2 separate regions of the Mus musculus genome follow, and region 1 is linked to region 2. A link is a loop called in an ENCODE intact Hi-C map of the cell type or tissue named here. Cell type or tissue: gastrocnemius. All regions are shown on one strand. Links, peaks and the distances in the headings refer to the core of each region. The heading gives the core; the rest is flanking DNA.

The links. A loop is a pair of places that touch in the nucleus more often than their neighbours do. Peaks named below come from ENCODE experiments on the same cell type or tissue, not always from the same donor. Only the 100,000 strongest peaks of a DNase experiment are listed, where the experiment ranks them.
Region 1: a loop joins it to region 2, with 1.9 times the contacts of the local background. A loop is called at or near these places in 6 of 42 quality-filtered maps.

What each region holds. Positions count from the first base shown.
Region 1 is chr8:47,998,683-48,010,594 of GRCm38, reverse strand. Gm32052 (a long non-coding RNA gene) reads left to right here and starts at 1,043. Exons shown (of 3, transcript XR_378954.3): 1 at 1,043-1,660; 2 at 4,607-4,722; 3 at 7,902-8,356. In gastrocnemius, for the core only: no CTCF peak of the experiment used is centred there; no DNase peak of the experiment used is centred there.
Region 2 is chr8:47,945,895-47,957,806 of GRCm38, reverse strand. The region is part of intron 1 of Wwc2 (WW, C2 and coiled-coil domain containing 2); the gene reads left to right. It overlaps Gm39173 (a long non-coding RNA gene), which reads left to right and starts at 8,196. Exons shown (of 3, transcript XR_870421.3): 1 at 8,196-11,830. In gastrocnemius, for the core only: a CTCF peak has its summit at 6,214 (motif pointing right); DNase peaks (open chromatin) are centred at 3,400 and 6,212; H3K4me3 peaks cover 193 bases.

The DNA.
Region 1 (11,912 bases), core at 2,288-10,287, 52 kb before region 2:
GAGGTGAATGCCCAGGGTGCACCAAGGTGGCCTTCCTCCTTTCTGCAATTCATCACCCATGGAGAGAGCTGATTGGCTGAATCCCGTTCAGTCTCTCTGTCTCTGTCTGTCTCTGTCTCTCTGTGTCTGTCTGTCTCTGTCTCTCTGTCTGTCTCTGTCTCTCTCTCTCTCTCTCTCTCTCTCTCTCTATATATATATATATATATATATATATATATATAGAATTTAGTTAAATATATATATATATTTAACTAAATTCACGTCTCTCCCCGCTGAATTTCTTCTCTGTTTTCTCCAGCTGGAGGCGTCCACCCTTCCTTCAAGACGCCAAGGTTCCTATCCCCAAATTTAGGAATTAGGAAAACAGTTTAGTATTGGGAGGAGTTAAAAAGAAGAAGAAGAAGAAGAAGAAGAAGAAGAAGAAGAAGAAGAAGAAGAAGAAGAAGAAGAAGTCCGTTATAATTTTCAACATTTACTGCAAGAAATAGTGAAAGGTTCAATGTCATGAGGTATCTGAATTAGAAAATTAATCAGCTGGGCATACTGACGCTTGCCTTTAAACCCCACACTCTGGAGGCAGAGGCAGGTAGATCTTTATGAGTTCGAGGTCAGCTTGATCTACAAATCGAGTTCCAGGAAGGCCAAGCCAATTACACAAAGAAATCCTATCTCGAAAAACAAAACAATTAATTAGTTTAGGGTCAACTATTTTAAAATATATTGCCAGTGAGATGGTTCAGTAGGTGAAGATGCTTGCTAGGAAAGCTTAGCGACCCCCGAATTAATCCCCAGAACCCAGGTAAAAACGGAAGGAGAAAACGGACTCCGTGTAGTTGCCGGCTATCTCTCACCGCCACACATACGCGTGGTGGGATGCTCACTCCCGCACACATCGCGCACACACAATGACAGTAATAAGACTTACAAACGTTATTTTTTTTTCCTCAAACAATTGCGGGTTTTGGTTGCAGTAAAGATAAAAAGAGGGATGGCAAAGAAAGACAAGGCCATCAGCGGATGGGAGATAAGGGCAGAGGAAGACGAACCAATTCTAAATGATGCCTTGTGTCAGACACACTCAATTACCAGATCCCAATATCTACACAACAAATAGGGTAGCTGAGAAATGGAAAACCGGACAGGAAGATGGCTGTAGGGTTGCCCAGCTAATCCAATACAACCAGGAACCCAACAAAGATCTTCGCGACCCTAGACTCTGGGATTCTCCCTAAGCCCCAGCCCACGTAGACCATGACACTATGTCACATAATTGAAGCTAAGGGATGATGGGTAGGCACAGTGGAAAATTTGGCAACAGTAAAAAGTTTCTGAATACACAACAGCAACAAAGCTAATTGTGTAACAATGCTAAGATGTTTTCTAGCAGTGTTTGCTCTTGTTACTCAGTACAGCTTCTCTGCAGCCTTGATTGTGACGTCACACGGGGAAGCACATTGCGCATGCGTCGCCCCCTAGCCTCACCGCTGCTGCCTTAAACAGTTCAGACCAGACTAGAGTGTTGGACAGTCCTGGTTGTGTGTTGAATGTTCCTGGTTGCGGTATTTTATTGGGCTTAGAAATTTTTCTGCTCTTAGGAGGAACATAAATGATTTTAATTACAGTACACAAAGTCTCTCCTGCCTACGCCACCTCTTAGCAGGTAAAAGATTAGCGCGCGGATTTCTGTGATTGTATTGCGTTAAAAGGCTTTATTTTAAAAGGTCTTGGAGTTGCTGATTTGAGGTTCATTTTTTAAATTATTAAATAAAGTTTCTCTTGAGACTAGGACAGAATTTCCGACAATTTCTGAGTGGTTCTAAACACACTCTTGGGATTTTTGTGCTATGGATTTATGCAAAGTGGCACACTCGGCTTTGCCAGCTCTAACATCAAACTATCAACTATGAAAAATGTTGACGATGCTCTGTGCCCTGCAGAATTAAATACTCAGCTAAAACGTCGTTCTTGATTTAAAGCTAAATGAACGTCTCGTTAACATACAAATTCCCTTTAATCGTGAACAAATGGTAAGATGATATGTATGCCAACAAATTGTTTAAAAATAAATGAGTTATCATTATTTGATGTGTATGTCTATAGACCAAGGGTTGTATAAAAATTCCTCAGCTATAAGGTGGTAATCAATAGTTCCTAAGAAAAGTTGTCAGGCACGTGTGCACAAAAATAAAAACAACCAGAAAAAGAATGAAAAAGGAGAATACACAGCCACGTTTCTACATAGTCCAAATGTATGTGTGCGCAGGTATTACCTCCGTGTCACTAAAAGAAAAAGAGAAAAGGAAGCAATATGGCAGGTTTTGGTTGCTCAGGTTCTCCCTGTAGCCAAGGGATGTCGGCTCTACACAGCTCTCGGCAGCGTACCTGCATGTGGGTGGCCGCGGATCTGCACACTTCCAGGGACTCAGGTCAGGTGTGAAGCCAGAGTGGCAAAGGTCTTCACCACTCAAGAACAATAGGGTAAAAGACTGGACTGAACAGGGAAGAAACCATCTCTTCCCTCAGTGGTGAGAGTCACTAGCTTGCAGCTTGGACTTCTCAAAAGAGGCCGAGAATCTATGGTATCTCTTGTCAAGTCTTTGTTGTTGTTGTTTTCCTCTGAGCAACCAAAGCAGAACACAGCAATAAAATTTTGCAGTAATCTTCCTCCAAGAACAGTCAGGTTGCTAAGAAACTGAAAGTGATTGGATGACTATCACTGCACAAGCATGCTCATGGGCATCCAAGAACACATGTGTGCATGCATTTGGAGGACAGAGGACAATCCCAGGTGTCATTCCTGAGAGCTGACTGAATCCTCTCCTAGATAACTATAGTTTTTAACTGCATTGCCTTATATAAACTGGTGTGCAAAATGGCTTTGTTGTGGGTAATCTTTCTACAATCAAGTGCAAATTAGTACCAGTACCATGACATATCTGTCTGCCTTTATTCAGTTAACTGAAAACCCACCAAGATGAACCGCTTATAGTGGCTCTAGTGCACCTATTTAAGTCACAGACATCCCAGTCTGAGGTTTCTCTGGGCACTGAGCCCAAATCAATTCTGTGGTGCTCAATCTCTTTCATTGTCTTATTGAATGCTTTATAAATTCCTACTCTATTGTCTGTGATATTTTGGTAGATCAAAATATAAGAATGGACCAGCATGGTGGCATGTGTCTGTGGTCTTTGTATACAGGAGGCTGAGGCAGAAAGAAGAGGACTTCAAGGTCATCTTTAGTTATAGAGTGAATTTCAGGCCATTCTACTCGGCCTCAAACAAAACTCTGTGTGTGTGTGTGTGTGTGTGTGTGTGTGTGCACGTGTGTGTGCGTACGCAAATGTTGCATCATATTTTTATCTATCTACCTAATCTGTAATCTAATGTATAAGGTTATACAGCTTACAACCACAAATAGCTGAAGAATTGACTTTTTATTAGTTACAATATAAGAGCCAAAATAGGCAGGAGAATTTTCTGGCCTCTATGGAGGGTCAGAGACCATCTGTTTCCTCTGTATTTAGCGGTCTGAACAGTTGGACTTTATTTCCTCTGCATAATGCTTAACTTTTAAGACCAAAAAGTTTTATCTAAGGATGGTGCACAGATGTGCTGAATGACAAATTTAAACAGGCATTTATATGCGCCTTGGCTTTATATCTGAAATAGCTGGTGGAATTTGGCCTAGAACTATATTTTTAGATCAATTAACCCATGATTGTTCCCATTTCAATTAATATATTGTATATTCCTACACAAAAGAGTCATTTAAGAATAGTGGATTTTAAAAAGATATGGTCAGCTCATACAAACTGTAAAAGCCAACAAAATTATTTAGAATTAGTACTATTAGAATTTTTTTTTCTAGACTTGGGATGTACTTCAGTGTCAGAGCATTAAGCTAACATGGCCCTGAGAAGAAAAAACACTGTCCATGTGTATATTCTGAAATGCTAGTAATAGCCGGGCGTGGTGGTGCACGCCTTTAATCCCAGCATTCGGGAGGCAGGAGGATTTCTGAGTTCGAGGCCAGCCTGGTCTACAAAGTGAGTTCCAGGACAGCCAGGGCTACACTGAGAAACCCTGTCTGGAAAAACAAAAAACAAACAAACAACCAACAAGAAAAGAAATGCTAGTAATAATTATTTTACCAAAAAAAAATTGATGGGGTCTGTATATAATATAATACAATGCAATACAATACAATACAGATTATTGCCATATACTAAATAAATGATGTTTCAAAATAGTATGTGTGACCTCTGTTTCTTGGCGTTCATAGATTACTTCCTGCGGTGGTTTGAGAATGACCCTCAAAGGCTCACATATTTGAATGTTTGGTTCCTAGCTAGTGAACTATAGAGGAAGGATTAGGAGGTGTGGCCTTGTTGGAGGAGGCGTGTCCCTGGGGATGGGCTTTGATGTTTCAAATCACACACCAGGTCCAGCCCAGACCTCTCTGCCTACTGCTCATGGATAAGCTCTAAGCTGTCGGCTACTGGTCCAGTGCCATGTAGGTCACAGACTCATCCTTTGGAACTGTAAGCAAGGTCCCTATTAAATGCTTTCTGTTGTAAGATGCCTTTGTCATGGTGTTTCTTTACAGCCATAGAACTAAAGAGACTACCGGTGCTGTACAGACTGAGTTAAACTGAATAGCTATCAAAGAGGAACCCAGGGCCTTGAAGAAACCTCAAGCAATAAATGACAACATCATCGCAGGTAGAAAGCTAACCCATCTCCTGAAAGGACTATCTTCACACATTTAAAGATATCTTCTGAGATGTCCTATCATATCATTCTTAGGCTGCTGGGACGTTTAGTCTTCTGCAGAGGTTGCCTTGATTCCCCACCCCCTCCACGTTATTTTCCCTTAGTGAAGCCTTTGTTTGGAATGCTCGTGCATATGTGGTTTATGGTGTGGAATGTTCACGTACAAGCTTCACGCCATCTCCCAAAATGCTAAAAGCTCTCAAACCCATTTGTCCCAGTAAGAAATTTAGTGCATTGGTAAGAAGTGTAATGCATTGCCTTCCACTAAATTCCAGTCTGGGGGACACTTAGTTATTATACCACTGAGATTACCCCAGTCTTGTCGGCTCCTTGGTGTCGTCTGTCCTGTCCTAACTTGTAGACTGTTCCTGTGCCTCGGTCCTGGCTTAGCTGAAGCTTTCCCATGATTAGACTGGAGTTAGGGGCTGGGGAAAAGCTTGCAGTGGGACCAGGGGACTATGACTTATCACTAGTAACGCTAAGCTCGATTGTGTAGCTTAGTGTTTGTGAAGCTCTTTTATTAAGGTTTATTTATGTTATGTATATGAGTACACTGTCGCTGTCTTCAGATACACTAGAAGAGGTTATTAAATCCCATTACAGATGGTTGTGAGCTACTATGTGGTTTCTGGGATTTGAACTCAGGACCTCTGGAAGAGCAGTTAGTGCTTTGAACCACTGAGCCATCTCTCTAACCCCTTGCCAAGCTTCTTTACTGTGAAGTTACTCCTTTTAAACAACAGTGACACTACCGCCAGGCCATACTCAAGGGCCAAAGGGTTAGGATTCTCCCTCTGTTACTCATTCATTTATTCATTCATTCATTCATTCATTCACTCATCTATTCACTTATTCAGGCAATCAACCTCAATATTTTATTTATTTATTTATTTATTTATTTTTGCTTTTTTTTTTTTTGAGACAGGGTTTCTCTGTATATATAGCCCTGGCTGTCCTGGAACTCACTTTGTAGACCAGGCTGGCCTTGAACTCAGAAATCTGCTTGCCTCTGCCTCCCAAGTGCTGGGATTAAAGGCGTGTGCCACCACACCGGCATTTTTTTTGTCAATATTTTATATTTCAACTCATGTATAATTTTATTTTTGGGGGTTTTCTGTCATAGCCTGAGATAGCCTTGAGCTCCCTGTGTAATCTAGGATGCCCTTATAACCTTGCTTCTTCTGTCTCCACCTGCCAAGGGCTCAGACTCAAGCCATCACACCTGACTCGGATTATAATCCAATTCTGTATCCCTTATCTCATTGCCTAAGCTATTCCAAGAGCCCTGAGGTGGCTTTAGTGGATAAAGTGCTTGATGTATGAGCATGACGTGAACTGGGGAGCCCTAGAACTTGTGTAAAAGCCAGGTACAGTGGTGTACGTCTGCAAACCCAATACTGGGGGTGGAAGCAATCAGGTCTCTAGAGCTCGCTGGCCAGTGTGGCAAAAGTGGAGAGCTCCAGGTTCAACAAGAGACCTTGTCTCAATCAATCAATCATCAATCAATCAATAAATCAATCAACAAGTGATAAATGAAGGTACTCAGTATCATCTCTGTCCTACACACATGTACACCCAAGTACATACACGTGGACACCACACACACACACACACACACACACACACACACACACACACACTGGTGAATTTCATTGCAACATTTTCATGTCTGGATACAGCCTGCTTCTATCATCTTTAACTCAGTTGCCTGGAAGCCCTGCCATGTGCCTTCCTTGCCTGCCTGGCTCTCTGCAGCTAAGAACACAGTCATGGGGGCTGCTCCCTCTGCTTCAGTCCTGGCTTCATTACTAGCTGCATGCTCTTGGCTGCACACGTTTAATTACTGAAGCTTCAGTTTCTTTGCTTTTCAAAACTGTTGTACTCAGGAGACTGAGGCAGGTGGATAGCCACAGATACAGGACTGCACCATACATAGAGTGGGTTTCAGGATAGCCTGGGCCAGACAATGAAATATTGTTCTTGTTTCAAAAAACAAAAAAAACAAAAACAAAAAGCCTAGCACTGGTCATAGTATAGTGCTAAATAATTGAATTTTTTAAAAGGTCTAAATCAGATTTATTTGGTAAAAATTGTCAATAGTTAACAGAAGCCTGATGACTAAGTTTTAAAAGTATTTGTTTAAAAAATATTCAAAAAATAATTATACTGCATAAAGAAAAATCATCCTGGGGCTGGAGAGATGGCTCAGTGGTTAAGAGCACTGACTGCTCTTCCAAAGGTCCTGAGTTCAATTCCCAGCAACCACATGGTGGCTCACAACCATCTGTAATGAGATCCAATACCTTCTTCTGGTGTGTCTGATGACGGCACTTACATATATAAAATAAGTAAATAAATCCTTTAAAAAGAAAAGAAAGAACAATGTATAAAAAAAACCCATTTATTCATTTAATACTTATTCTCTGAGCATCCGTGTTCCTCTGTGGCAAACCTTTAGCCACAGCTTGCTTCCTCTTCCCCCACCCTTTAGGTATAGCATGGTAAGAACCCATTTTACTCTTTCTTACCATTATTATTGGTTTTAGCTGCACATGTTTTTGTTATATTGAAAACACTTTTATTGTTGTTGTTGTTATGTTGGAAACCTTATTATTAATTATTTTACTTCAAGCCCGATCTTCCTTTGGGTGTGAAGGTTTTATTTTACTATGTAGCATTCCATCATTTTAATATTTTCAGGGAGAAAGCAGTGGGGCAGTATTGGTATGTGGCTTTGGCATTTTAGGAATATTTTAAATCTTTGAAGTGACAGTATTCCTTTAAAAATGGAAAAAATATCTGAACTATTTAGGCTTGACAAAGATACAAATGCTATGCTCTGAATCCATCTTTTATGCTTATCTCATCGGGACACTATGCAAGTGTTGTGTGCAGGCAGCCTTTGCTGTTTCCTTAGAAATGTATGGCTAGTGGTCCACAGTTAAATTGGGGAACACTGCTCACTGGCTTGCTCCTGATGGCTCACTCAGCCTCGTTTCCTAAACTACCCAGCACCACTTGCTCAGGGATGGCTCCGCCCACAGTGGGCCCTGGTCCTCCCACATCAAGTAGGCGCACAGCTCTCCCTCCTAATGCGCTGTCTTATTGGAGGCATTTTCTCGTTTAAGGGTCCCTCCTCCAAGATGACTTCATCCTGTGTTAAGCTGACCAATCAACCAGCCAGCTCGTGGATCTACCTTAGTCAAGAAAAGCTAAAGGTCACAATCGAATATACGTGTTCTGGCTATCTTTCCCTGAATGGCCTAATGCAAAGCCTATGACCAGGCTTTTTAACCAATGATTCCTAGAGCTCCATTACAGGGCAAATTTGGGGAAACTGATATAACCTAAGACCTAATTCTATATGCAGAAACTAAGGCCCAAGGAGAAGATGATGCCCATTATGAAATATCATCAGGCACCTACCCACCCTGCGCACAATGAAAGCACAACAGAAACGATCAGAAAAATGGAGACGATGCACCGTGCGCGTTCCTGGTGGGATTATGAATTGGCACAGCCATTCTGGCACATAGTTGGTTAATACAAGTCATAATATTAAATATGCTTACTATTTGATTCAGCAACTTAGTATGGAAAGGTATTTTTCCCCACACAGGTATTTTTTAAAACAAACAAGCAAACAAACAAACAAAACCACCACCACCAACAAAACCCACTCCTCACTGCCTAGCGTAGGCCGGAGAGCTGTCCCCCACCTCTCTCCTGGGCAAAGCTGGGAGAACTGTCCCTAGTGGCTCAGTCCTAGAAAAGCTGTAGGGCTGGCAAACTCAGCTATCACATCCGGGGCTTTGACTTGGCTCACTCCATCATCTACCCCATCTGAACTGCTGGAGCCCACGAAGAGCCAGTCCTGCAGGACCAAGGCTGCAGAGTCTGCTTGACACAGAGCAACAATAGGATATCCAGAGGAGTCCTGATAAGGATCCACTGTTGATAGTGTAGCAGAAGCCAGAGGCCTTGAACCAGACAAATGACTCCTTGCAATGAATGTTTGCAAGTAGAACTATTTGGGCAAAAAGGTATATTGTGACACACGGCAGCTTCCATGGTGAGATAGATTTATTTATTTAGGGTTTTTTTGTTGTTTTTTTTTGTTTGTTTGTTTGTTTGTTTTTCAAGAGGGTTCTCTGTGTACCCTTGGCTGTCCTGGAACTTGCTCTGTAGACTAAACTGACCTCTGCCTCCCAAGTGCTGGGATTAAAGGGGGTGTGCCACTATCACCTGGCTAATTTTTAATTTTCTTTGGCGGGGAGGTTGCAAGGCAGGAGGGTAGATAGAGAGAGACTGGGGGATGAGTGGGATTGGGGTGATGTGAAATTCACAAAGAGTAAATTCACAAAGAAACCCTGCCTCTCCCCCCTCCCCCAATATCCCGCCGGGCATGGTGGCGCTCGCCTTTAATCCCAGCACTCAGGAGGCAGAGGCAGGCGGATTTCTGAGTTCGAGGCCGACCTGGTCTACAAAGTGAGTTCCAGGACAGCCAGGGCTACACAGAGAAACCCTGTCTCGAAAAACCAAAACCAAACCAAAACAAAACAAAAAAACAAACCAAAAACCACTAAGGCTTTTAAACATTTATTTGTTGTTTGTTTGTGTGGGTGAGCCTACAAAATCCGAGAGCCGTGCCTTCGGAGGCCAGAGACCAACTCAAGGGTGTTGATTTTCTCCTTCTGCCATGAAACCTAACTCACCAAGCATGGCACCAAGTGCCTATACCCGCCGGGCCATCTGGCTGGCCCACATACACACACACACACACACACACACACACACAAACACAAAGGATTTCTTCTATTGTCACATTGAGCATTTGCATCAGAAGCACCCAGAGTTGCAGTGGACAAAGCAGACCTCAAGGCCCTATTTCAAACCAATTGGATTGGACTTTCCCTGATATGGGGCTCAGTAGCCTGCATTAGCAGACGTCCACCATGATACTCTTGTGTTCATTAGATTAGAAAACACTGTTATAACAAGAGAGCTGAGCCTTAAAAGATCAGCAGAAGGCAACACAGAGGGGGCACCCTGAGGTTTACGTCGGAGTTCAGGTTTAACAAAAAACGTCCTCTTGTACCGGGGCTGAGATCAACAGAGTAAAGATGGATTCTTTGGAGAAGAGCTTTGGGTAGAATGTCAGAGCCCAACAAGATAGATAGATCATCCACGTGATGGGGCAGAGTGCCCTGGTGTGGGGAGTTTGAGCTTGAGGGGTGAAGGGAACCCCTGTAAGGAAGGTTTTGATCAGGGAGTTGATCAGTCATGAGGCATAGAGACCTGAGTAAGAGGGACAACTAGCAAGTAAAGGGAAATTGACAGTTCCAGGGGGTGGGTCTACTCAGAGGCGCTGATGAAATACTTATGCATATTGGGGTGAGGAGGGTCAGATTTCCTACTGTTGGAGAAGGGCACTCCAAACATGGAAAGGAGACCAAACTGATCTTATCCTGAAGACTGGATTTGAAGCAAAAGATTGGAATGGGTCTTCCTGCCAGGCGATGGTGGCGCACGCCTTTAATCCCAGTACTTGGGAGGCAGAGGCAGGTGGATTTCTGAGTCCGAGGCCAGCATGGTCTTCAAAGTGAGTTCCAGGACAGCCAGGGCTACACAGAGAAACCCTGTCTAGAAAAACGGAAAAAAAAAAAAAAAAAAAAAAAGAAAAGAAAAGAAAAAAAAAAAGAAAGAAAAAGAAAAAGAAAAAGAAAAAGAAAAGAAATAGAAGAAATAGGTCTTCCCACCTGAAAAGATTTAAGTAAGAAAAAAAAATCTCTCACAGGTGTTCCCAGCCATTTGCCATTTGGGCTTTAGTTAATTCTAGATGTAGTTAGGTTGACAACCAAGAATAGCCAAATAGCCATCATAGTGTGATATGTGTGTGTGTGTGTATGATATGTAATATATAATATATAATTAATTCTGTTCATTTAGAACACTCTGGCATACATGTTTTTCATTCATTCATTTATTTATTCACTTCACATCCTGACCTCAGGCTCCCTCCCTCCTCTCTTCCTAGTCCCACTCTCACAAACCCCTCCCCTCATCACCCCATGGGTACAGACCAGCCCTGACACATCAAGTCTCATCAGGACTAAGTGCATCCTCTTCCACTGAGGCTACACAAGGCAGCCCGGCGTGGGGAATGGGATTCAAAGACAGGCAACAGAATCAGCGACAGGCATCGGTTTTTATTTTTTATATTCAAATGGAAAGAGATTGAAAGCCTGATAACCCCAAAGTATGTGATACTCTTGCCAGGGTTCTGTTTTTAGGAAGCAACAAAGAGCTTCCAAGGACATTGTGTGTGTGTGTGTGTGTGTGTGTGTGTGTACACGTCTCTGTCTGTTTGTCTGTTGCATGCATGCATGTGTCCTGTGGATTCTTGCAAGCAGGGGGAGGGTGTCAGGCATTCTCCTCTGTCAGCCTCTGAGGTCTCTGCTTCCCTCAGTGTTGCTCAGGGCTGGTGTTAAAGGCAGGCAGGAGACCACACCTGACTTCTTTACCTGATTGCTAGGAATTGAACAGCAGGTCTGTATGTTTGTGAAGAAGTTGCCACCACCTCAGGATGCCTACGGGACAGTATTAAGGCCATTTGTAAATTAAGGTTACTTAGAAAGTAGCTGAATCTATTTGTTTCTTTGTTCATGGTAACCTCAAGACTTAGGAAGCTGAGGCAGAGGGATTGCTATGAGTTCAAGGCCAAACTAAGTGACACAGTAAGTTCTAGGATAACCTGGGCTTACAGAGTGAGGCCCTATGGCTCCGGTACAGGAGTAACAGTTTGAAAAGATAGAGCTTTGTTTTGTAGAATTACCATAAGTGAATCTTATGTGTCTACACACGCTCATCAACGATCAAGAGAGCTATAAGACTATTTCTAGGAGAATAATCTTTAACAAAGCGAGGCATTTGCCTCTACACTAAGTGTGTTAAGGGTAAGCACATTTCTACTCATGAGCGCATGATCCCCAGTGCAGGAATAGGTGTTGAGCAATCTTCACACTTTAATATAATTCTGTAGCATTGTGTGTGTGGGGGTGGGGGGTGGGGGTGGGGTGGCAGTGGCTGTAGGGCAGGAGTCTGCAATCAGGAATTGTGTAGGAACATTGTTCGTTCTC
Region 2 (11,912 bases), core at 1,588-9,587:
TGCAGGCTCTCACTAGCATGTGATCTTGAGTGGAGAAGCAAGTGGTAGAAATACAGGTTCTGCTTCTACAGCTGCTGTCTCAGGTATTTGAAAAAGTCAGCGATGTGAAGAAGTGGCGTTCCCTTCCCCTTTAAAAGTACTTTTGTGTAGTCACTGTGTGGCATCTGAGTCTGGACTTAAATGTTATGTTTCTGATGCAGCAGTAACAAGTGAGCTCCTACCCCTTAAAATCTACCCCTTAATAGGCTGACTGCTAACAACGGGGCAGGCATCTAGTCAGTTCCCAGTCGTGATATATACAGTATGCTGGGGGCGAGGGGTGTTAGTGACTACCGAGCAATTTTCTAGACACGAAGGGAATACAAATGGAACAGTCTCCCGTGTATGTGGAACCTTAAGCTGGACTAATGGCACATTATGGCTCCCTGATTTGACACCTGCCATCCCGAGCACAGTTAGTACTGACTGGCATTGGGTGAGGGTAGTGTTTGCCAGCATCCCCAATGGGTCCCTGGAAGAAAGCCGCCTGTGTGTGCTCAAGGACTCTTCTTCCCTGCGGGTGGAGCACGGGCACTGAATTAAAACAGTAGGCAATGGAAAGTGGACATTGTAAGAGCTTCAAAAGGTGAAATCCCAAGCAATGAATTTAAATATGCGTAAGGGCCATGCTCCGACGATGTCACAATGCTATTAAGAAATAAATGGAGGAAATTCTGAGCGAATGTGAGGTGGAGGCTGGTGCTAGGGGTACAGCCCAGTCAGTGGACTGCTCGCCCTGCATGCACAAACCATTCCCAGCACTGTGCAAACCAGGCAAGGGAGCGCAGTGGGCTGTCCTACCACTCGGAAGGAAGGTAGAGGCCGGAGGTCATCCTATCCTCACCTATATCACAAGTTTGAGGCCATAGTGGGATACTGGAGCCTTTGCCTCATATGTACAGACAGACAGACAGACAGACAGGACACTATCATTGTGAGCTGGAATAATAAGCTCCTTAAAATGTCACTCATTACCTTGTCCCTCATTGGCTGTCTGAAGGCAAGATGGGTAACCAAGAGATCCACTGGAACTACCCTCAAAATTGGGCTAGGGTTTGCACTTTGAAACTGCCCCAATCTCCTCCAGAGTATGGGCTGAACGTGTGGGGCGGTGCCTCCTCAGGCACGCAAAGGCCATGGAGTTCATTAAGCTGGATCGAGCAACTTTTCTTGAATGGATTCTCAACCTCGTGAAAGGCATCATGCTAGTCCTTGTACATCTTAATAGGGAAAAGGTAACACCTTCCAAAAAGGTCATTTTTTCCCCAAAAGCCATTTGCTTCAACTCCAGTGAAAATGCCAGCACAGGGCTGTGGGCGCAGCCCAGAGGGGGACACTTTTCTAGCTTGTGAGAGGCCTGGGTTTGCTCCCGTACTTCAAACATCCCCAAACAAACCTCCCGACAGCTGCAGGAGTTCTTGTACATAGGGACACGCTGACTCTAAAATGTTTGTGCGAAGCAAGCGTCAATGAGCTGGGACAGAGAAACCAGTTTTCTGAAGGAAGGGTGAAGGCTGCGGGTCGGACTCTCCAGCCATGACTCGGTGTTTGTTTGAGAAGCTGTAGCAGTCAGGAGTCTCCAGGAAGCCATGTGTCCATACAAACAGAAGACGCTCATGGATGCTTATGAGTTTGGACCACACAACTGCGGAGTGTGGCGTGGGCAGACTGAGAGCTGAACTGTGGGGACAGTTGAAGAAAGACACGTTGACAACATGTACAGAAATTAAGACAAGGTGACGACAAGCTCAAAACACAGAATTATAAAAAATGGAGAGAAAGTATTTATGGCCTCACATTGTAAAAAGAGTGCTCAGATATGCCACCAATGCCTGATTCACTTAAAACCTTCCATTTCAGCAAACTTAACTACTTAGAGGCAGAGATTCTTCTGAGAATGGGGCTGAGCCTGATCTTGTTTGTAGCCATTTGGTCCTTTCCCTTGCAGTTCCTGGGTGGGGTTTTGTTTGCTTATTCCATTATTGCCAGACTTTTACTGATTCTTAAAAGTTCCTTATACACTTTAGAAATTTCCCATGTAAATTCTTTATGCTCCAAGTATCTTCTAGTTTCTGGGCTTTTTGTTTGTTTGTTTGTTTTGTTTTTGTTCTTTGTTTTGTTTTTGTTTTGGTTTTTGTTTTTTTTTCAAGACAGGGTTTCTCTGTGTATCCCTGGCTGTCCTGGAACTCACTTTGTAGACCAGGTTGGCCTCGAACTCAGAAATCCGCCAGCCTCTGCCACCTAAGTGCTGGGATTAAAAGTGTGTGCCACCACTGCCCATGTGCCACCACTGCCCAGTGTTTCTGGCCTTTCTATCCTCCCTTCTTCCCTCCCTTCTTCCCTCCCTTCTTCCCTCCCTCCTTCCCTCCCTCCCTCCCTCCCTCCCTCCCTCCCTCCCTCCCTCCCTCTTCTTTGTTTCCCATCTTTATGGAGTTACATTTTGGTTTTTAGAATTATTTTTTTAATTTTAAGATTTTATTATTTATGTGTGTTTTACCTGCATACAGGTATATCTGTTTACTATGTGTGCGCCTGGTGACCAGAGGTCAGAGGGGGGTGTTGGGTCCCTTAGACTTAGAGCTGTGGAAGGTTTTGGTCCACCATGTGGGTGCTGGGACTTGAACTAAGGCCCTCCTCAGTGAGCAGAGAGCCCTTTAAACTACTGAGCCACCCTGCCAGCCCTGAGGTGCTGGTGTTTTGGTCTTAAGTGCAGTCAGACTTATCCAACCTCTAATTCATGATTGGTCTCTTTCTTTTTTCTTGCTCAAGAATCTTGTGTTTTGTATTCTCTTTGCACAGATTTGAGGATTGATCTTTCACATTTGGGTCAGTAACTCTTCAGGACTTAGTTTTGGGGTGTTGCATTCTGGTGAGTTTCTTTTCCTGTTCTGTGGCTCTGGTTTCAGTGCCACGTACTGGAATGCCTAGCCTTGTCACTGGGAGGAGTGATGGGCTTCAACACCGTTTCTACACATGTTCATCTGTGTGTGGGTGTGTGTGTGCGTGTGTATCTGCCTTTGTTGTTGTTGTTACATTTCCTTTAGTCTGTTTAATTCAGTCTTTTACCAATGTCACGTTTTCTTTAGTATTTCAGCTTTATTAGAAATCTTGACATTGGGTAGAGAGAGCCCCTGGATTATTTTTGTGAGGACATTAATACCATTTATGAATAATGATTCTCTGTTCTTTCTTGCTTTCCTTTAGTTCTTTTACTTCTTTTCATTGCCGTACAGTTCTAGCTCAGAGCTGGAATACAGGGTTGGACTGAGCTAGAAATAATGAGCGCCTTTGTTTGGTCCAAATCCCACAGGGCGTGCTGTCAGCCTACACAGGTATTTGTGGGCATCACTACCAGGTCCAGGAAGTCATCTTGTGGATGTGATGATGCTGATCCACCCCGACATCTGCCACCCGCTTTATTGGCAGGGTTGATTCAGCTGATCTGTCACCAGTACATGTGTCCGTCCCAAGCCTTCCCTGGTCTAGGAAGGGGCCCCTGCTCCAGAATCAAACAAACTGTCACGACTGCCACTGATGGACACCACGAGACAGTTTAAAGTAAAATAAAATAAAACAAATGGTTGCTGAATTTTATCATGAGGTTTTCTTCTTTTTGATATACTCATGAGAGAGAGAGAGAGAGAGAGAGAGAGAGAGAGAGAGAGAGAGAGAGAGAGAGAGTGTATAAAGAGAAAGAGAGAGGCCTGAGTAATAATAAACATATCAATTCATATTCCAGTGTTAGTTGACCTTGTGTTCTTTGGAAGAACTTGAATTGGTCTTGAATTATTATTTTTTTGTTGTATTTGTTAGGTTTCAGCTCACTAGTGCCTTATTTTTCCACATTTAAAATGTCATTGATGGTTGGGCAGTGTTGGCGCACACCTTTAATCCCAGTACTCGGGAGGCAGAGGCAGGCGGATTTCTGAGTTCAAGGCCAGCCTGGTCTACAGAGTGAGTTCCAGGACAGCCAGGGCTACACAGAGAATCCCTGTCTTGAAAAACCAAAAAAGAAAAAGCCATTGATGTAAGGGTTATGCACACACACACACACACACACACACACACACACTCACACACACTCATATTAAAGTGGCTAATTATAAGGTGCCATTGATTATTGAGATGGATTCTGGTTTCAGAGCTGTCACTCAGGAGTTTTATTGTTTTGTACTTAACATTTGCTTCTTGTCAGGGTTTGGTGTGTGTGTGTGTGTGTGTGTGTCTGTCTGTCTGTCTGTCTGTCTGTATATGGGTATGCACGCTGTGTGTGGCGGTGAGAAGTCAACCTTGGGAGTCATTCTTCAGGAACCCCTCTCCCCCTTGACCAAGTGTCACTGGGACCAGGGACACACTAACTAGGCTAGGCAGAATGGTGAGTGTCCCCGGGGGTCCGCCTGTCTCCAGCACTTCAGTTCTGGGATTACAGGGACATCCACTATGCCTGGCTGTTCGCATGTACTCTGGGATTTGAACTCAGGCCCTCAGGCTTGCAAGGCAGCAATCACTTTACCACCTCTGCTCCTCTTGCCCCATCCTTGTGTTTTGAGTTAGAAGTTTGTCTCACTGTGTCTGCTGTGTTCTTTGTTTTCAGTGGGATTTTGTTTTAATTCTTTCAGGTCTGACCATCTTTTGTTCTTTCAGAAAGGATTTTTGGAATCAAATTCTGTAGTTGTGGGTTTTGTTTTTGTTATTTATTGTTGTTATTGTTTGTTTTTTGTTTTTGTTTTTTACTATTGAAAATAAAATCAAGGTATAAGACCTAATTAAAAATTTGTACTAATTATTGGGGCTTAAGTTTGGGATGGTCTTTTCCCTGCCTGGCCCCTAAGCCTAGGGAGGTTTTCTACCAGTTTGTTCTTAAATGAGAGCCTGGTCTTCAGCATCCAGATATGGTGGTAGGGATTGCTTTTAGGCTTCTCACCTTGCTCACGCTCTGAGTGGAGTCCTAGACTCATTAGGAAAACTCATGCTTAGTTCAGGGCTTAGCAGACTGGTCTGTAAACCAGATCTGACCCAGGGCCGCCTTTTTTTTTTTTTTTTTTTTTTTAGAGATTTATTTATTTATTTATTTATTTTATGTAAGTACACTGTAGATGTCTTCAGACACACCAGAAGAGGGCGTCAGATCTCATTACGGATGGTTGTGAGCGATCATGTGGTTTCTGGGATTTGAACTCAGGACCTTCAGAAGAGCAATCAGTGCTCTTAACCGCTGAGCCATCTCTCCAGCCCAGGCCTTTATTTTTTGAGTGACATTTGAATGGAGCACAGGAGTTCCTATTGTTTAAGTATTACCTGTGACTTCTCTTCAGCTGCAGCACAAGGTAGTGCCACAGCCCTCAGCAGGGAAAGCTGAAGGGACCTGTGTGGGAAATGTGTTGACTTGTAACTCTCTAATTTACTGACACCCTGTCTAGGTGAAAACCTTCCTTTAAGCCCTGCCTGTCTTTTCTACTGTCTCTGCTCTGAGCTCCTGATCCAAATCTTTTTTCTTGCAAGCTCACAAAGGTTTTCCTGCAGTTGGGGATGGTCTCTGTGTATGCATTTCTACTGTGGGCCGTTTCAGGCACTACAGTAGTGACTGGTGGCATGAGTTGACTCTGGTACCTTGTGTTCCGTGTATTCTAAGAGCTGACATGGGGTGGGGAGCACAGCTGATTACTGTATTTGGGGTTCACCTCAGTTGTGTGGGGGTCTGATGGAGTCAGCTGGAGGAGGTGTACGAGGGCCACGCAGGGACTCTTGGTTTTAGGGGCTGAGTTGTGATGGTTTTGCTCCCTTCCTTTAGTTAAGTTCCATCCCTACGGTGGACAAGGCTGAGCTCCCGAGCTCTCTCCTGCTGTCAGCTGTGTACCTTTCCTCTTAGTAAATACCAACTGCTTACCGATAGGCCAGACTCATTTCTACTTGCTTATTTCCTGTCTCCATCAGCTGAAGCTCCTGAATGATGACAGAACCAGTCCCGTGTACAGGCGGAGGGGCCACTGTGGGGACGAAGATGGGAACATTGCCATTTTTAGCCACTGAGACTGTTAAATTTGCTTCTGAGCCTGGAATGACCCCGACCCTGCCTCTCCTGCTGGGAGAGTTTGTTATGCCAAGAGTACACACAGAGAGACATTCACACATTTGTGTGTCCTGCACCCCCAGTGCACATAGATGCTCAATCCAAGAGTGACCTGTAGGGGGCAGAGTTGCTCAGGGGTACACAGCTGAGGGTCCACCCTGCCTTAGACTCATCTAGGTTGCTAAGAGTGGATGCTCTGTGCCTTGCCGAAGACCCACAGAGTCAGGATTGCTAATGTAGGACTGGGATCTTTTCAGGTCGTTCCTGCAGGGTTTGTTCTCTTCCTGGCTCATTCTTTAAGAACTGGAGAAGGCCACTTTGTGGGAGACTGTAGCTAAGGGGTGCAGGCCAAGAAAGGCAGGAAGAGCTTTCATCGTTATTTGAAGGAAGATTTAGACTCACACAGAAGTGGTAAGTATTGTGATAGTCTGTTTCCACCACTGTGACAGTACTGCCCTCTGTGTGAAGGGCAGTGGTTCTCGGCTGTTTCTTTTTTATAAGGACCTTGTTCTGCTTGGCCAGGGACTCCTCACAGGCCCTAGTTTAGCCTGGATTTCTACTTAAAGAGCCTGTTTGTAATCAGAGTCACCTTGAGAGTTCAGGAGGGGATGTGCAATTCAGGCCCTGACATCCTGCTGCCTCGTGGGATGGCGTAGCGACAGTGCATGGTGGAGGAAGGAACTCCTTGGTGCCTCTCAGGGAGGGGCCATTTTCAATTTCCAAACATTTATCTGTGTATATGTGTGTCCGTGTGTGCTACATCAGACATGTGGCGGTCGCAGGCCCACCCAAGGGACTCTCTCCTACCTTTTGGGCCCTGGGGATTGACAACTAGATTTGGCAGGCTTGGCAGCAAGCACTGTTACCAGCTGAGTTGCCTCAGCAGCTCAATGTTTTTATATGTAATTTTTCACTAAGCCTTGGGTTCGCATTTGTGTTGATCTTGTTCAAGGTCTTTCCTTGATACTTGTACACATGCCAGTGTGCTGTGGACACCTGTGAGTCCACCTTTCTGTGGACGGTGATGGGTTTATCGTGTGGGGGTACAGTTTTGATATCTTTATTAATTATACGTGATGCCTTTATGTTAGATCTTTCTAAATAAATAGCAAGTATTATTCATCCACATGACAAGCACTGCTGGTGGGCTCAGAGACGACATGTATGCAGTTCATTAGAGCGAGGCCTGGCTTCAATGTGGATGATAGTAGGGGATGCCTTCTCAACAGGCAGGCTGAGGCACAGCACAAGGCATGCCAGGAAGGGGATACAGAAAGGCCGTATGCCTGGGGTAGGCCCTGTAGGTTGAAGGGTGCTGATTTAAACAAGTGGGCAGAAGGTATGGGTATCTATCGGGGAGGGACACGGGACAGATGGGGCCCCTATTAGGATGTTCTCCGCAAGCCTGTGCCTGAGTGCTCAATAAATGTTTGCTATTGCTGTTTGACAGCTGCACGAGTAGCTGAGTAGTTAGAGTAAACAAAAATTGCTGCCCCAAATACACTTTTTGTTGTTGGACATCCCTCCTGCAGACTTGTCTTCCTGTGTGTGTGCCTGTGAATGGATCAATGTTGTCTGGCACTGCCTTTTCACCCAAGTATCTTAATGCAGAGAATAGAGAGCCCCCAAGGGTGTGTGTGTATGTGTGTACGCGTACACACGTGCACAGGCTTTTTTAGATTAAGAACAAGCTTCTTTTAAACTCCGCCTTCCTACTCTTCTAAAGAAAGATTCGTCCAGTTTTGTCTCCCTTTAAGAAACGTGTGTGCTTATTTTAGTATTGAAATGGTGTGTAAGTGGTGACTTGAGGAGTTTGCACTGCGTGTCTGTGGATGGGTCCTTTGCCCTGGGCACACTCCTGGCCTGCATCAGTGAGGAGCCCTGTGGTGTGTGTTCTGGCTCAACACTCAGCAGCAGGCTAATGTTACCCAAGGGGCCTAGGGTGTGGGCGGGGTGGTTTTACTATTCAGTATCCTGGAAGGCAAAACACAGAAATGTTCAGCTGCCTTCCATAAATTATATATAAAGTCAAAACCAAGAGGGCCAGGCATGGTGGCGCACGCCTTTAATCCCAGCACTTGGGAGGCAGAGGCAGGTGGATTTCTGAGTTCGAGGGCAGCCTGGTCTACAGAGTGAGTTCCAGGACAGCCAGGGCTACACAGAGAAACCCTGTCTCGAAAAAAACCCCAAAAAACCAACCAAACAAAAAACAAACAAACAAAACAACAACAAAAACCAAAAGTCAAAACCAAGAAAATGTTATTTTCTTCCAGAATGAGCAATATAAAGAAAAGCACGTGAGAATTCAGCATTCAGGCCAGAATGAGCAGTGAGCTTCCTACTGTCATCATCAGGAGAAAAGCCAGTTGTAAAGTATGGTGACAGTCGTTGCTTTGGGATTCTTCAGCAGGCTGATTTTGGCTGTACACTGTCTTATTGAGCTAATATTAACACCAACTTGGTAGCCTCTGAGTTGAATTAAGACTTCATTAATAGTGAGTGGGTGACTTGGGCATGACATCTGGGGTCAGAAGAGAGCCATCGCCACCACGTCTATCAGACTACACTGTCGTGGGTGGCATAGACATGTAGCCTGTGCTCCACACTCTCTACTTGCATTCTGGTCTATTTGTCCTCTGCCCCAGAATCCTGCCTAACAGATAGTTCTCTGGGAGTCATTACTAATTGATTAGAGTTGCCCGGAGATGAATCACACTTAGTAACTTCATCCTGCTGAGCAGAGATGAACTTCATTTGGATAATTGGGAACTGTTTATGGGGTAGTGGGTGCTATCATTCTTGGAGGTTTATATATTTTTAATAATACACAAGCATTTCTAGGCAAATATTAATGCTATTTTATTTCTAGGTTAGTAAACGGAATACATTTTAAGTTTTTACTGAAATTGAAAATATATTTTGGGTTAAGTGATGATTTTTACATCATTTGGTGGTCCTGGCTTAAGCTATTTCACAGTAGCAATACTGAGCACTAGGGAATATGCAGGCAAGACTGGTGTTCAGGGTGCAAAGAGGGAAGCTAGAAGGTTTTCCTACACCTTCAGGTGTGGGGACAGCTGATAGGCACTGCACATCCTTGGAACCAACATCAGGACTTTCTCCCCCGTTTGAGTGACCTCATATCTGAAAAGGAACAAAGATAAATTCCTTTTAAATAGTAGGCGAGTTGGTTTATTAGTGTTCCATTAGTCTGAATCAGTTTCCTGTGCAGTTTATGTAGACACAGGAAGGAAGTGGCTATAGAGAGGATGTGAGGTAGAAGTGTGGGGAAATGTGACTATTTGAGTGGACTCAGTGGTGAGTGCTTACCAGGAAACCGCGCTATTGTGTGTAGTATTCTGTTCTAGAATTTCAGTCGCCAGTTGAAAAAAAAAAGCTACAAAACACAGGGCATCATGAAGAAGATTGACAGACCGTAAGATGCGATGCATGTGGTGGGGTCAGGAAGACTGCGTGCCATTTATTTCTAATCTTGGAGCATTGTTCAGTCATTCATATGCAGGTTAAGATTAATATCTGAAAGCAATAATTAAGCCCATGACTGCCAGGACTAATTAGAGAGAGAAAGGATGCGTGCTCCCAGATGTCGTTACTTATTCCTGATCTGTCTTACTAATAAGGGTTCTGGTTTCTGTTGTTTTCCTACTAATTGTTTGTAGCAGGACAAGATTTGTTTAATGAAGCTCATTGTACATGGACCATTATTAATTGTAATTAGAAAATAACTCCCAAACAAACACGATTATCTTCGGCAGTCGGCAATGAGAGTTGTCTCACTGATGTCGGTTTTTAAACCCTCTGCACTTCCCCTTTCTTTTACAGTACAGGCTAAGATGCACTTTCGCTTAAGTGACAAGGTCTGCCAAGAGTCAAAGCCAAGAGTGTATGGCAGCGGGTGAGATGCTTCGTCCTGCGAACTGTCAGTGGTTTAGGGCCCCACAGGTAGAGAGGGGGGTCAGCTAATTCTGACGTGTGGTGCAGTTGAGTATGATGTGCAGTGGTTTAGAGAAGAGTCTTAATCTTGGCACTGTTTAGCGCCATGCAGTCCTGCAGCAAGGTGCTTGCCTCTTTCTTCCTCAGTTGTATGCTAGTTATAAAACACTTGAAATCACAGCTGCCTCACAATGAGAGATTATAAGTGGCTTTAAAAAATTCTTGTCAATACTGATTTTCGAGCTATTTGGAAATGAATCAAACAGCCCCCCTTCCCCAGTAAAGTGTGTGGGTGTGTGTGATATGTGTGAGTATAGGTGTTGTAGTGTAAGGACGGAGACCAGAGAGCAACTTTCTTTTCTTCTTCCTGTCCTTTTCTTCTTCCTGTCCTGTTTCTGCTGGTGTGTGTGTGTTCCAGGCTGCCCGGCTGGTAAGTTCTTAGGCAGTTCTTTCCCCCACCCCATAATATTCTTGTTAATTATTTGGAATATTTTAGGCAATTCTAATGTCTTGATAAACGCAGGCAGAAACATCCGGCCTTTCACATTGATCCTGGGGTCAAACTTAGGCCACTAGACTTCACCTGCGTTGCCATTCTGCAGGTCTCAGAATACTTTTTTTTTTAATTTGTTATTGAAAGCAACAAGATCAGCAATATCGAAGTTTAGAAGTAATTATATTAAATATTTAAAACAACATTTGTGTATACCTTCTGATCCTAGTTTATACACATGCATGCTTTATATAGTTGGAATGATAGCATAGGTAGCATTCACTGGGGGCAGCTGAACCTGACTTGTTAATCCTGGCCCAATGCAGGGTGGGCAGTGCGCTGGGTAGAGGGGTCTCAGCCACAGCCGTGTGGGAGAAGGGTGGGCAGGCTCTCTGAAAGAGTTGGATGCTACACACATCTGACCAGTGTGAACGCTGGGATTCCTCACAGTGTAAGGCAATCTGTGTTATAGGCAGAGGATCTGGCCAGGAGGGGTTCAGTGTTGGAAAGGACTCTTTTTTTGGTCCCACCCCTTAGGAAGTTGACCCAACTTGGTAGACACTTGGTAGAAGAAAAGAATAGCATCAAGCTGGAGAATGGGAGGTGACTGAGAAGCAGCGTCAACCTGTCCCCTTTCCTAGATCAGTGCTCCCCAACACTGTAGGTTGTTAGGAAATTTTTGGAAATTGGCTAATGGTTTCCTGGGGCTGTCACAGCTGTCTGACTTCCGTGGACTCACTGCTTGGGGGTAACACCGTACCAGACTCAATTCCTACCCATGTTATTTTAACATAAATAGACACAGGGGAGGAGTGTCTGAGGCTAGCCCCGAGGGAATGCTCACATTGGCCAGTTTGCCCAACTGAACATCAAGGCTATCGCAGCTGGCTGTGTTTGCTTTTTCGAGGTAATGGGAAATCCATGCTGTGATTCTTGCTTTATTTCTCTAGCAGCCATTGCATAGCAGGGTGGAGCTTTTGGTGGTGGCGGGGCCGGCACACTGCTCACATCAAGACCACCTTACTGTTTCATCACCCAGTGTTACTATAGACCCAGGAGCATGGCGACGTCAGAGGCTGACTTACAGTTGCTGAAAATATTTTAAAAACGATGCTGGAAACTAATGAACTTGAATATGCTTGGGATAATGGAATATGGGACAGAAGTTTCTGGCATGTTCCTGTTTAAATTTTGTCGTGAGAGATTTTGAGCATTTTCAGACGTAAAGACACCACGGAAGCATCTCCAGGCTAGTGGGAGAGCACATGAGACAGGTGGGCCTCTGGGGAGATACACATTTGCACATGGTTACATGTGTCGCCCTCATTGTTCAGTGTGAACGGGGTCGGCTTTTAC